Linked DNA regions of Homo sapiens: region 2 is linked to region 1. A link is a loop called in an ENCODE intact Hi-C map of the cell type or tissue named here. Cell type or tissue: PC-9. All regions are shown on one strand. Each heading gives the region's core, and the rest is flanking DNA. Links, peaks and the distances in the headings are about the cores only. Region 1 has its middle 5.0 kb from the start of MECOM. Region 2 overlaps MECOM (MDS1 and EVI1 complex locus).

The links. A loop is a pair of places that touch in the nucleus more often than their neighbours do. Peaks named below come from ENCODE experiments on the same cell type or tissue, not always from the same donor. Only the 100,000 strongest peaks of a DNase experiment are listed, where the experiment ranks them.
Region 2: a loop joins it to region 1, with 4 times the contacts of the local background. A loop is called at or near these places in 1 of 110 quality-filtered maps.

Annotation. Positions count from the first base shown.
Region 1 is chr3:169,666,002-169,671,381 of GRCh38, reverse strand. No RefSeq gene overlaps it. Among named protein-coding and RNA genes, the nearest start is that of MECOM, 5.0 kb to the right of the region's middle. RefSeq lists enhancers at 1,768-2,269, 4,233-4,749. In PC-9, for the core only: CTCF peaks have their summits at 1,910 and 2,112 (motif pointing right); DNase peaks (open chromatin) are centred at 2,181 and 2,921; H3K4me3 peaks cover 2,064 bases; H3K27me3 peaks cover 371 bases.
Region 2 is chr3:169,318,634-169,324,013 of GRCh38, reverse strand. All of the region lies in intron 2 of MECOM (MDS1 and EVI1 complex locus), which reads left to right. Among named protein-coding and RNA genes, the nearest start is that of MECOM-AS1, 130 kb to the left of the region's middle. In PC-9, for the core only: no CTCF peak of the experiment used is centred there; a DNase peak (open chromatin) is centred at 2,373; H3K4me3 peaks cover 507 bases; H3K27ac peaks cover 1,856 bases.

The DNA.
Region 1 (5,380 bases), core at 215-5,214:
GAAAGCACAAGCACACAAGAATCCCTTAAAAATACATAGCTAAGGGGCCGGGCATGGTGGCTCATTCCTGTAATCCCAGCACTTTGGGAGGCCGAGGGAGGCGGATCACCTGAGGTCAGGAGTTCAAGACCAGCCTGGCCAACATGGCGAAACCATGTCTCAACTAAATATACATAATTAGCTGGGCCTCATGGTGTGTGCCTGTAATTCTAGCTACTCAGGAGGTTCAGGCAGGAGAATTGCTTGAACCCGGGAGGCAGAGGTTTCAGTGAGCCGAGATCGTGCCACTGCACTCCAGCCTGGGTGACAGAGCGAGACTCCATCTCAAAACAAAGCAAAACAAAACAACAACAACAACAACAACAAAAAACAAACCAAAAACCATAGCTAAAACCATTCTCTCTCTCCTCTCTCTCTCTCTCTCTCACACACATACACACACACATGTGCATTTAAACTGAAATGTTAATATCTAATTGTACCAGTCAGTTCTATGTATGTCAAAGTCCTCAGGCTTCAGCTACTTGAGGGGCAGTCTGCTGACTAAAGGCAACTATCTTATTGCAGATGGGAATGGGAAGAGCAGTATCCAAGACCCCTGACTCTCTCTCTCTGTCTCTCTCACACACAGACATGCACACACACACGCACACCCTCGTTATTTTGCCGACTATGAAATGTTAGAGCTTAGAGCTCTAAATAGCTCCATTTATTAAATTCCTACTATGTAGCAGGCGCCATACTAGGTGCTTTGTATACATTGTCTTTAATTATCACAAGTATTCTGCAAGATGTACATACTTATTCTAATAATACAGGGGAGGTAACTGGGACTCAGAGAGGTTCAATAATTTGCCTAAAGTTATGCAACTGGTAAAAGGGAGGACTGGGATTTGTACCTCCAGTGGTTTGATACTTAAGGTGTTTCAACTCAATCTTGTGACCCCAGAATTTATCTAAGGTATAATGGCCCTGAAATCTGAATACTGCCATCTTTTCTTAACAATGGCAACCATGGCTTCCAAAGCATTTTTATATATTAATCCTATGTGGGAAGAAATGCCTATTTCCATGCTGCAGATGAAAAAACAAAGTGGAGAATATAAGGCATAATCTCTTTCAAGATGTCCACAGCTGAAAGGGGAAGGAAGATCTGTAAACAAAAAACTGTAATGTAAGGAGGGAGAAATAAAAGCCATAGACTTGGCAGCAAAATACTGAATGGGTGAGGGGGGCTTGAGGAAAGTGGCTGGAAGAGATGTCAATCAGACAAGAATCAAGGAAGCCTTGCAGGTGGCATTTGGCCCCTAAGCTCAGTGGTCAATGCATGTTAGTCTAGGGTTTCTGCAGTGGGCCAGAGGAGATGTAGCGTTTACGTGGATAGGTTCGTTGACTCCATCCTCTCCCGTGACCACGGCAGAAAGCAGGATTTGAAATGAAGTTCAATCACAGAGGCGTCCTGATTTAAGACAGAAGAAAGAAAACCTGGCCAGGCACATTCTATTGCAGTGCATCTCCAACTTCAACGTTCTAGTGAATCACTTGTTAAAATGTCAATTTTGATTTAGTAGGTTTGGTTGGGGCCTGAGATCTTGAGTTTCTATTGAAATCCTGGCGATGCTTGATGTTGCTGGTCTGCGACTACACTTCGAGGAGCATCTGCATCACCTAGGAGCCTGTTGAGAAATGTTGGGCCCCACCCCAGGCTTACTGAATCAGAATCTGCATTTTAACAAGATTCCCAGGCGATTCGTATGCACATTACACTTTGAGAAATACTCTTCCAAGTAATTCTTTTTTCAATGGAAGGGACCCCAAGAGGTCCAAACTTCCCAGGGCATCGCTCAGGAACAGTCTGGTTTCTTTCCGGAGCTCAAGTTCCGTGCCCCGTGAAGTTGCTCCTCCTGATTCTAAACCGGTAGCAGCTCCAGGAGTTTGCTCGCCTCATAATCCTCCTTGCTGGGTTCCTTTCCACCCCAACCCGCGCCTCCCCGGGGCGCTCCAGCTGTTTCCCACCCCCACGCCCAGGCGGCTACTGTGCACAGCTGGAGCCCTAAGCGGCGTGAGCACCAGAGCTGCCGCGGCCAAAGAAACCAGGCGAGGGCGCCGCAGACTAGGCTGTGCGGGAGGAGGCCGCGCCGAGCCCGGAGAGGGCGGCCAGAGCGGCTGGTGGGGGACCGCGAGCTTAGCACCTGGTGCCAATAGGCACGGCCCTGGCGCGGCCCCACATTCCCACACTGCAGGAACCTAGGCTCGCCACCTGGGAGGCGGCGCGCATCACTCCAACCTGCGTTTCATAAACCCTTCGGGAAATGGTTCTTCAACCCCATGGGCTAGTAATCAGCCCGACGTTCTCTCCAAAGAACTGCTGATTATAATTCCCGAGCGGGGCGGGGGCCCAGATTTTAAATCGACTATTTAATGTCATCATCGTCATTATTATTAAAAGCCAGCTACCCTGACCGCTCCCTGCTCCCCGTACCTTATATACACATCAGAAGTTGGATGGGAGGATGTTGAACTAGGGGGAGGGAGTAGGATTGTAAAACCGAATGATTTGCTAAGAAATCTGGGACCGAAAACGCAATTTACAAAACGGCAAGTTTTACGAGGTAGAGAAGGTAACTGGGCAGAAATCGCCCGGCCGCCGAACACCAGCTGCGCGTACTCGCTGAGCCGGCTGGTCCCGAGCGCGCCTCGCTGTGCCATGCCGCCCCGGCAGCGCGAGGATTTCGCAGGAAGAGGAGGCTGTTCCGTGTCTCAGGCCCCGGCGTCGAGACGCTGTGGAGAGGGGTGCCCCCAGCCGCCCCGCGCCCTTTGCGGCCCGTGGCTCCCTTTCCCTGGCTGGACGTGGAAGCCGAGCTAGCCCTGAGCTGTCGCCTCGCCGGCGTTCAAAGCGCGCATTTCTCTGCAAGCTTCCCTTTTAGGGCAAAGCGTGGCGGATCATTCAAAGTTAACACCTTCATGCAGCCGCTGCTGCCTGGATGTGTGCTTATATGTGTATGTGTGTGTATTTCTCTGACAATGTCAGACAAATCAGGTAGCTTTAACATTAAAGCCTACGTGTTCTATCTCGAGGCTTATCAGGTTTGTTCAAACTTTTGTGAGTGTGTGTGTGTGAGTGCGCGCGTGTCTCCACCCTCCTCTCGCTCCCCCAGCCCCACCCCCACCCCGCCTGTGCAGGGCGAAGTAGTCCTATATAGCGATGATAAATATCCCTGTTGATCACTTGATTGATTACCTCCCTGAAAGGTCACGCGGGCTCGCAGTAATTTCCTTTTGCCTAAGGCTCCCTTTTCACTTTTACTCCGGCACGACAGCTCCGAGTACACAGGATCTTTATTTTTTATTTTAACCCCTAAATGCAACCCCTCCCGAAAACAATGCAGACAAGAAAAATCGAATAAAATCAACTCGAGACCTTTTCGCTCACTCTCAGCCTCCCTCCCCATCTTGCTCCATTCTTTCTTGTCGCCCCTGCTCCCTCCTACTTCAGCCCCCCTCCTCAACTCAAATGTATTCTGGACACTATTTAATAGATGAGTGTCTTGCAAGTAAACTCAGGCGTCCCTTGGGTCTGCATTTCATGTCTGTGACTCTCTCCCTTTCTCTCCTGTGGACTGAAAATTCGGATTTAAACCACTAGACAAGCTATTAATTTAGCTAGGCTACCCAGGGTCCTGAACCCAATTAATTTCTAATAATTATAGCCCAAGGGGGCTAGATAGATCTCCCTGCCTCTTTCTTTTATTGCCACTCCACGCCACCGAGGTCAGCGTATAATAAAGTGTGTATTTTGAAAGCGATCTCCAGAACAGTGAGTTATTGCAATGAATGAAAATTGTTTCCATTTTGGCTAATTGAGCCGGTGGCCGAAAGCTGGAGCCCTGAGACTAAATAAAGAGGACTGTTTCATTTCAACATGAAGAAACCCCTGCCTAGCTCTGGTCACCCAGCGAGAGTTTAATTTCTTAACAGCCAACCTGAAACCCAGCATTGGGTAAACAGTATTAATAATTGCATTACAATGATTAAATTAATCTTGCTGGTAGCCAGGAGAATATAGGTTGTGATTGAATAGCATGATGTAAAGTTCACTGCACAAAGACAATAGGCCTCGAAATACCTCCATAAAGAATTCAAACTTTCTTCCAAAGATACCGTGGGGCCGGTTCAATTAAAATGAGAGGAAAGGAAAACTTCCTGTTGCATGTAATGTATTGAAAATCGGTTATTTGCCATTTCTAACATTAATTTAAAAAATATAGTTGGGGAAGGGATATACTTGTCTGTGTCTTTCTCATCAATGTCCCATTTTCCTTCTAACTTCTATCTCAATCTCTTCACTTCTGCTAAACAAACAAAAACACGAAACAAAAAGTGACAGCAATAAAACAAGCAAACCCAGACAGTCTGTAAACCCATCGACTTTCCAACGAGGCACTGCTTCCAGGATGCTCGCTTCCGTGGGAGAAAACACAAGGAAACGTTGGAATGCATGCTACTGTCCCCCAAGAAAACGAATTTCAGGAGGAGAGGGAAAGGCGAGAGGTGGGGTGGGGGCGGGTAGCTAGGGCAGCTCCGCCAACTTGTTGGAGGCCTCTTTTCTCTTGGGCCAGCGACAGCTCAGACATCCCGTCAGAGGGTGTCGGGAACTCTAGGGGCTGCTGAACAGTCACCTGCTCTGGTCTCACGGCTGGGACTGGGACAGGTGGAAGTGACAGGGTCCAGGCACTTGAGAATGGGAACCGGCCGGGGCGGACGCGCAGAGGTCGCGGCGCTATCAGCCGCGAGCGCGACCGGTTGCTGCTGGGTGTTTGCTCCATCAGGTTAAACACACTTGAACTAGCAACTTAGCTCTTTATTAGCGCACACTTAGGGCAGAAAGCTAATGATAAAGAAAGAAAAAGAAAAGGAGAGAAAAGGAAAAGAAGCCCAGCTTTTAGGTTTGAAAATAAAAAACGAATGATATTGAGAATACTTTTATTTATTTAAAAGACGATGTCTTGTCTTTTCACAATGGCTTGGTCTGGGGACAGAGAAGAGTTTGCGTTTATTATTTGTTAGAAGGGGTTGGATTTTCTCGTGGCCCGAAACTGTTAGAAAGACCAGGGAGAAAGCTGGAGCGCTGAAGCGACAGCGGAGACTTCAAACCAGAAGGGGAGGGGTACTCCAGCCGCGCCTCATTCCGCCTCCCACTCCGCCAACCCCCCTTCTAGAAAAGTTTAAAAGACGGGGACCTTTAAATTTGGAGGTTCGGAGACTCCGATTCACTTCAGTCTTCCACCTCCCACCCAGTTCCCCTCACAGAACCCACCCCCTACCTCCCCAACCCTCCACGTGGTTTATAATTTCTCAGCAGCAACAGCAAGCTCAGCTT
Region 2 (5,380 bases), core at 175-5,174, 350 kb after region 1:
AGCTGGGCTTCGGCTGGGCTGATGTCATAGCTATGCTCCTGGCTGCCTTTTAGTCAGAAGAGATGTTAGTGTGCTGAAAAATAGCCAAGGAGGCTTTTTTCCTCTGCATGGGAAAGAAGACATTTTTGTCCATCCTCCAAGTCTTCCTTGCACAGATTACTGTCAAACCCAAGCACTTTATTTATAAAAATGCCAACATACTCTGATTATTTGGCGAATAACCATGCTGCTGTCAGTGTACAAACAGCACATAGAGTATAAAAACAATCTCCATTTTTATCATGGCTGTCACAGCTGGGAGGCTGTGGAACAAGGATGCATTGTTTGAGGGAAGGGCTGTAGAGGCAACATTCAGGTCCTTTGGTGGCCTCCTGGGCAGAAAGACTGTGGTCACATTTGGTAAACTGTTACATGTTCTTTTACTGAAAAACATTAGGCTTGCCATAAATTAGTTTCTGGGTTCAATATTGAGATCTTGACATACTGTTGCTTTTAGATAAGCATTCCCTGGCCTGCCTGTCTGTCTGCCTCTCTCTTCTCTAATTCATAGGCCGTCCAAATGCCTACGTGCTTCCATGGAACAGGAAGACAGACCCAGTGGCTGTGCAACCAAAGGAAATCCATCATTCACTGATGAATTTCTAATGACTTCATATTTTACTACCACATGGAACTCCCAAATAAAGCCTCTAGAAGGGAAACACACACCCAATACTGGGGGAAGGAGGGGTAAAGAAGTGATGGCCCTTTACTCAGCACTGGTTTCTGACCTCCTCAAGCTGGTTCCTTCTGGGTCAAGGTAGATCCTAGGGAGGATAACTCTCCTGGTTTCAGTAACAGTTGTGAAGCATATGTGTGAGTGCATATGATGACTCTGCATGTCTAAGGTCTAACAGATTGGTCCCAGGATATTACATGTTTTCCCTGGAAAACCATTTCTTTTTTTCCTAAAATGTGTTTCATCATTGTATGAGCTGTTGCTGCTGCTTTTTTTTTTTTTTTTTTTTTTTTTTTTTACCGGAGTCTTGCTCTGTCATGCAGGCTGGAGTGTAGTGGTGCAATCTCAGCTCACTGCAAACTCTGCCCCCCCCGGGTTCAAGTGATTCTCCTGCCTCAGCCTCCCACGTAGCTGGGATTACAGGTGTATGCCAACATGGCTGGCTAATTTTTGTATTTTTATTAGAGATGGGGTTTTGCCATGTTGGCCAGGCTGGTCTTGAACTCCTGACCTCAGGTGATATGCCTGACTCGGCCTCCCAAAGTTCTGGGATTACAGGCATGAGCCACTGTGGCCGGCCTTTTATGAGCTTCTCAGTGGATGAATTGGTATCATTTACCTTTAGTAGGTACTCATTGGCATTTGCTGTCTTTATAATTTTTTTTTTCTTTTTACAGTGGTGAACACTCCAGGAAGAATTAACTGTATAGTCCTTCACTCCTCAAAGAGGAAACTTTATTAAGTTGTTCAGTTGGTTCCATCCTGATAAGTCTTGGTCAGGCTTGGGAAAAAAGTTTTCATGTGATTTTTAATGAAGGAGTTCTTTACACCTATAGCCTATTGAGAGACTAGTGAGCTGCCAAGGAGGTCAATGAGTATGGAGAATAAAGCGGTATACAAAAGACAAAGCCCTAGAGCCTCTTTGTGAATGAATAAAATAAAATTGGGTGTTAGCCCTTGCACCTAATTCCCAATCTGGCCAAATAGGTGTTATCTTTATACCTCTATTGGCAGGTTCCATCACATCTCAAATAAAGAAAATAAAGAAGAAAAATATTTGGGTCTAGATAACATCGTGGGGTTAGAAATACTCTCAGTACCACCTAAGAGGAAACACACACGAGATTCAGTTAATTTTCATGCTAAATCCAAGTGTCATATCACACCACCAGAAATTCAAGTAACTTCTTATAGTTCAGAAATAAATGATGGTGTTGACAAGGGGTGCCACATGTGAAGAAACCAATATTATTTTGTAAGATTATGTAAGCAAAGCTGGAGATACATGGAGAAACTGTGTGTCCTTTAATAATCCCAGCTCTGGAAGGACAGCCTCAGAAACTGGAAAAAAAATCACTTCGGTGGCTCCCTGTGTTCTTCAGAAAGAAATCCAGTTTCATTAGTTTGATATTTAATTAGGACAGCAACCATGAGTAGTGTCTTTCCTCTTTCCTTTCCAAAAATGTCTCTTCCACTGTCTTTTCTAGTGCCATGTCTCATGTTTTGGTAAAACTAATTGAACCTTGTATCTGTACTGCTGTTCATGTTTGACCTCCTCCCTTAAGTGTTAAGCAAGTCCTCCCTGACCACGCTTGTCCCACCCTCCCTCCACAAAACCACATAGGTCCACATTCCATCTCCCTGAAGAGTCACTGCCCAACTCTTCAAGGCTTTGTTTAGCTACCTTCTTTTCTGAGATACATTTTCTGATCAGATTGAACCAGTTAAACCAGATTTAAACTCTTTTTTTTTTTTGAGACGGAGTCTCGCTCTGTCACCCAGGCTGGAGTGCAGTGTTGCAATCTCAGCTCACTGCAACCTCCACCTTCCCGGGCTCAAGTGATTCTCCTGCCTCAGCCTCCCAAGTAGCTGTGAGTAAAGGCGCGTGCCACCATGCCCAGCTAATTTTGGGATTTATAGTAGAGACTGGGTTTCACTGTGTTAGCCAGGATGGTCTCAATCTCCGGACCTCGTGATCCACCTGCCTTGGCCTCCCAAAGTGCTGGGATTACAGGAGTGAGCCACCTCACCCGGCCCACTCTTTGTATTCTAACAGCACTTTTCCTATCCATTTAGCATTTCACAATTTACTTTTAATGTAGTAGTTTATATTTTTTGTCCAATAAGTTTTACTTCTTGAGCATAGACTGTACATCCTTCCAGTGTCTTAGATATGAATGTTCATGGAATTATATTAGAGTGGTGGCCTTCCTATCCTGGCATGGCTGTACTTACCAACAGGAAGCACACCAGCTTTGAAGCACAGACCCATTGCCAAATCCCCTCATGGAGACCCTGGGTTATTTTCTGGTAAGTTATTAGCCCCTCTGAGCCTCAGATTTCTCATCCAGTTACTGGCAGTTCATTTATAAAATATATTCTAGCACAGAACCTAGAAAGTAATATATGCTCACAAAAGGGCAGCTTTTTCCTATCACTCCATCAGAATTTCTTAGCTTATGTCTTCCTGTAATAATGAAGCAAAAACAAAAACACAATATAACAGTTCTCTACAGTGTTGCTCAAAATGTCAAAATAAAGATGTGGCCAATAAAAAAGAAAGAAAATACAGTTTCATTTCACTGAATTACAATATTGACTATGCTTTTCAAAATACACTTGTCCCCTATTGAAATTCTAGGACGTTTTCTTGAAAATATTATGGGTTCTTCCACTGGTGGACCATCCCATTCCCTTCCTTCTTTCCTCTTATACCATGATAATCAGTGCACTAAATTGTAAGCTCTCTGAAAACAGGGGGGTCATTGGCTTTAGATCTGTGACTAGAACCTGGGAAAGGGTTAGTCTTTAATTACCGTTTCCTCCTGACCAACTATACCTCTACTCAGATCCCTCTTTATCCTTCCTCCTCAGGGACCTTACGTCATCAATTTTTCTTTCTCTCTGTATGTCTTCAACATCACTTTGTATCCTTAGGATCACCAGACTTTCTGGCTGGCCTCAGACAGTCCCAGTTTATTCCTATTGTGTCAGCATAAGTAGCATCCTCTTTTACCCTCAAAAACATCTGGTTTGGATGACATATGTTTCTCCTAATTATATCTGACCTTAACCTTTAACCATCCAAAAGCTCAAATTCTCCCATCCTAAAAAGACCTAACAGGCACATACATTCTAAAATCCGCATCCAATCCCTTATTTTTCTCTCCTTCCCTTCATCGTCACACGTCTTAAAAGGATTGTCTACATCCATTTCTCCATTTCTTTATCTACTATTATTTCTCTAGACAATCGTCTTATCTCTACTACTCTTCTGAAATTGCTCTGGGCAAAGTCACCGTACGACCTCTTGTTAAATCCTTTGAACATGTGAAGGGGTCTGGTTAGGTGATTTACAAGCTCCTTCTCCACCTCTAATAAGATGCTATACATTTGAAATATTTCTTGACTCTCATCTTGTTAACCAAGACAGTTAACTGGTTGAGGTTCTATCACCCATGTGTCCACAGTCATGTTATACCTTATCTCATTTAGTTCACACAACAACCCTCTGAAGTAGGTATCATTTCCCCACTTTACACATAGGGCAGAAGAGAGATTGATAACTTTCCCACTTTCTCACAGCTACTGATGATGGAGCTAAGACTCTCATTTCCAAAATAAACTCTGTTATTTTTCCATTACACAATTCTCTCTTCTTCCCAACCGTTAACATCTGTTTCCATATGACCAATTCATTATAGACACTAAAGAGTGGTGTGCTGATTTTTTTTTTATTATACTTTAAGTTCTAGGATACATGTGCAGAATGTGCAGGTTTACACATGCCATGGTGGTTTGCTGCACCCATCAACCCGTCATCTATATTAGGTATTTCTCCTAATGTTATCCCTCCCCTACCCCCCACCCCCTGACAGGCCCCAGTGTGTGGTGTTCCCTTCCCCATGTCCATGTGTTCTCATTGTTCAACTCCCTCTTACGAGTGAGAACATGCAGTGTTTGGTTTTCTGTTCCTGTGTTAGTTTGCTGAGAATAATGGTTTCCAGTTTCATCCATGTCCCCGCAAAGGACATGAACTCATCCTTTTTATGGCTGCATAGTATTGCATGGTGTATATGTACCACATTTTCTTTATCCAGTCGATCACTGATGGGCATTTGGGTTGTTTCCAAGTGTTTGCTATTGTGAATAGTGCTGCAATAAACATACATGTGCATGTGTCTTTTTTTTTTTTTTTTAGACAGAGTCTCACTCTGTCACCCAGGCTGGAGGGCAGTGGTGCGATCTTGGCTCACTGCAACCTCTGCCTCCTAGGTTCAAGGGATTCTCCTGCCTCACCTCCCGAGTAGCTGGGATTACAGGCACCCACCACCATGCCCAGCTAATTTTTGTATTTTTAATAGCGACGAGGTTTCACCATGTTGGCCAGGCTGGTCTCGAACTCCTGACCTCAGGTGATCCACCTGCCTAGGCCTCTCAAAGTGCTGGGATTACAGACATGAGCCATTGTGCCCAGCCCTGCATGTGTCTTTATAGTAGAATGATTTATAATCCTTTGGGTATATACCCAGTAATGGGATTGCTGGGTCAAATGGTATTTCTGGTTTTAGATCCTGGAGGAATCGCCATACTGTCTTCCACAATGGTTGAACTAATTTACACTGCCATCAACAGTGTAAAAGCATTCCTATTTATCCACAT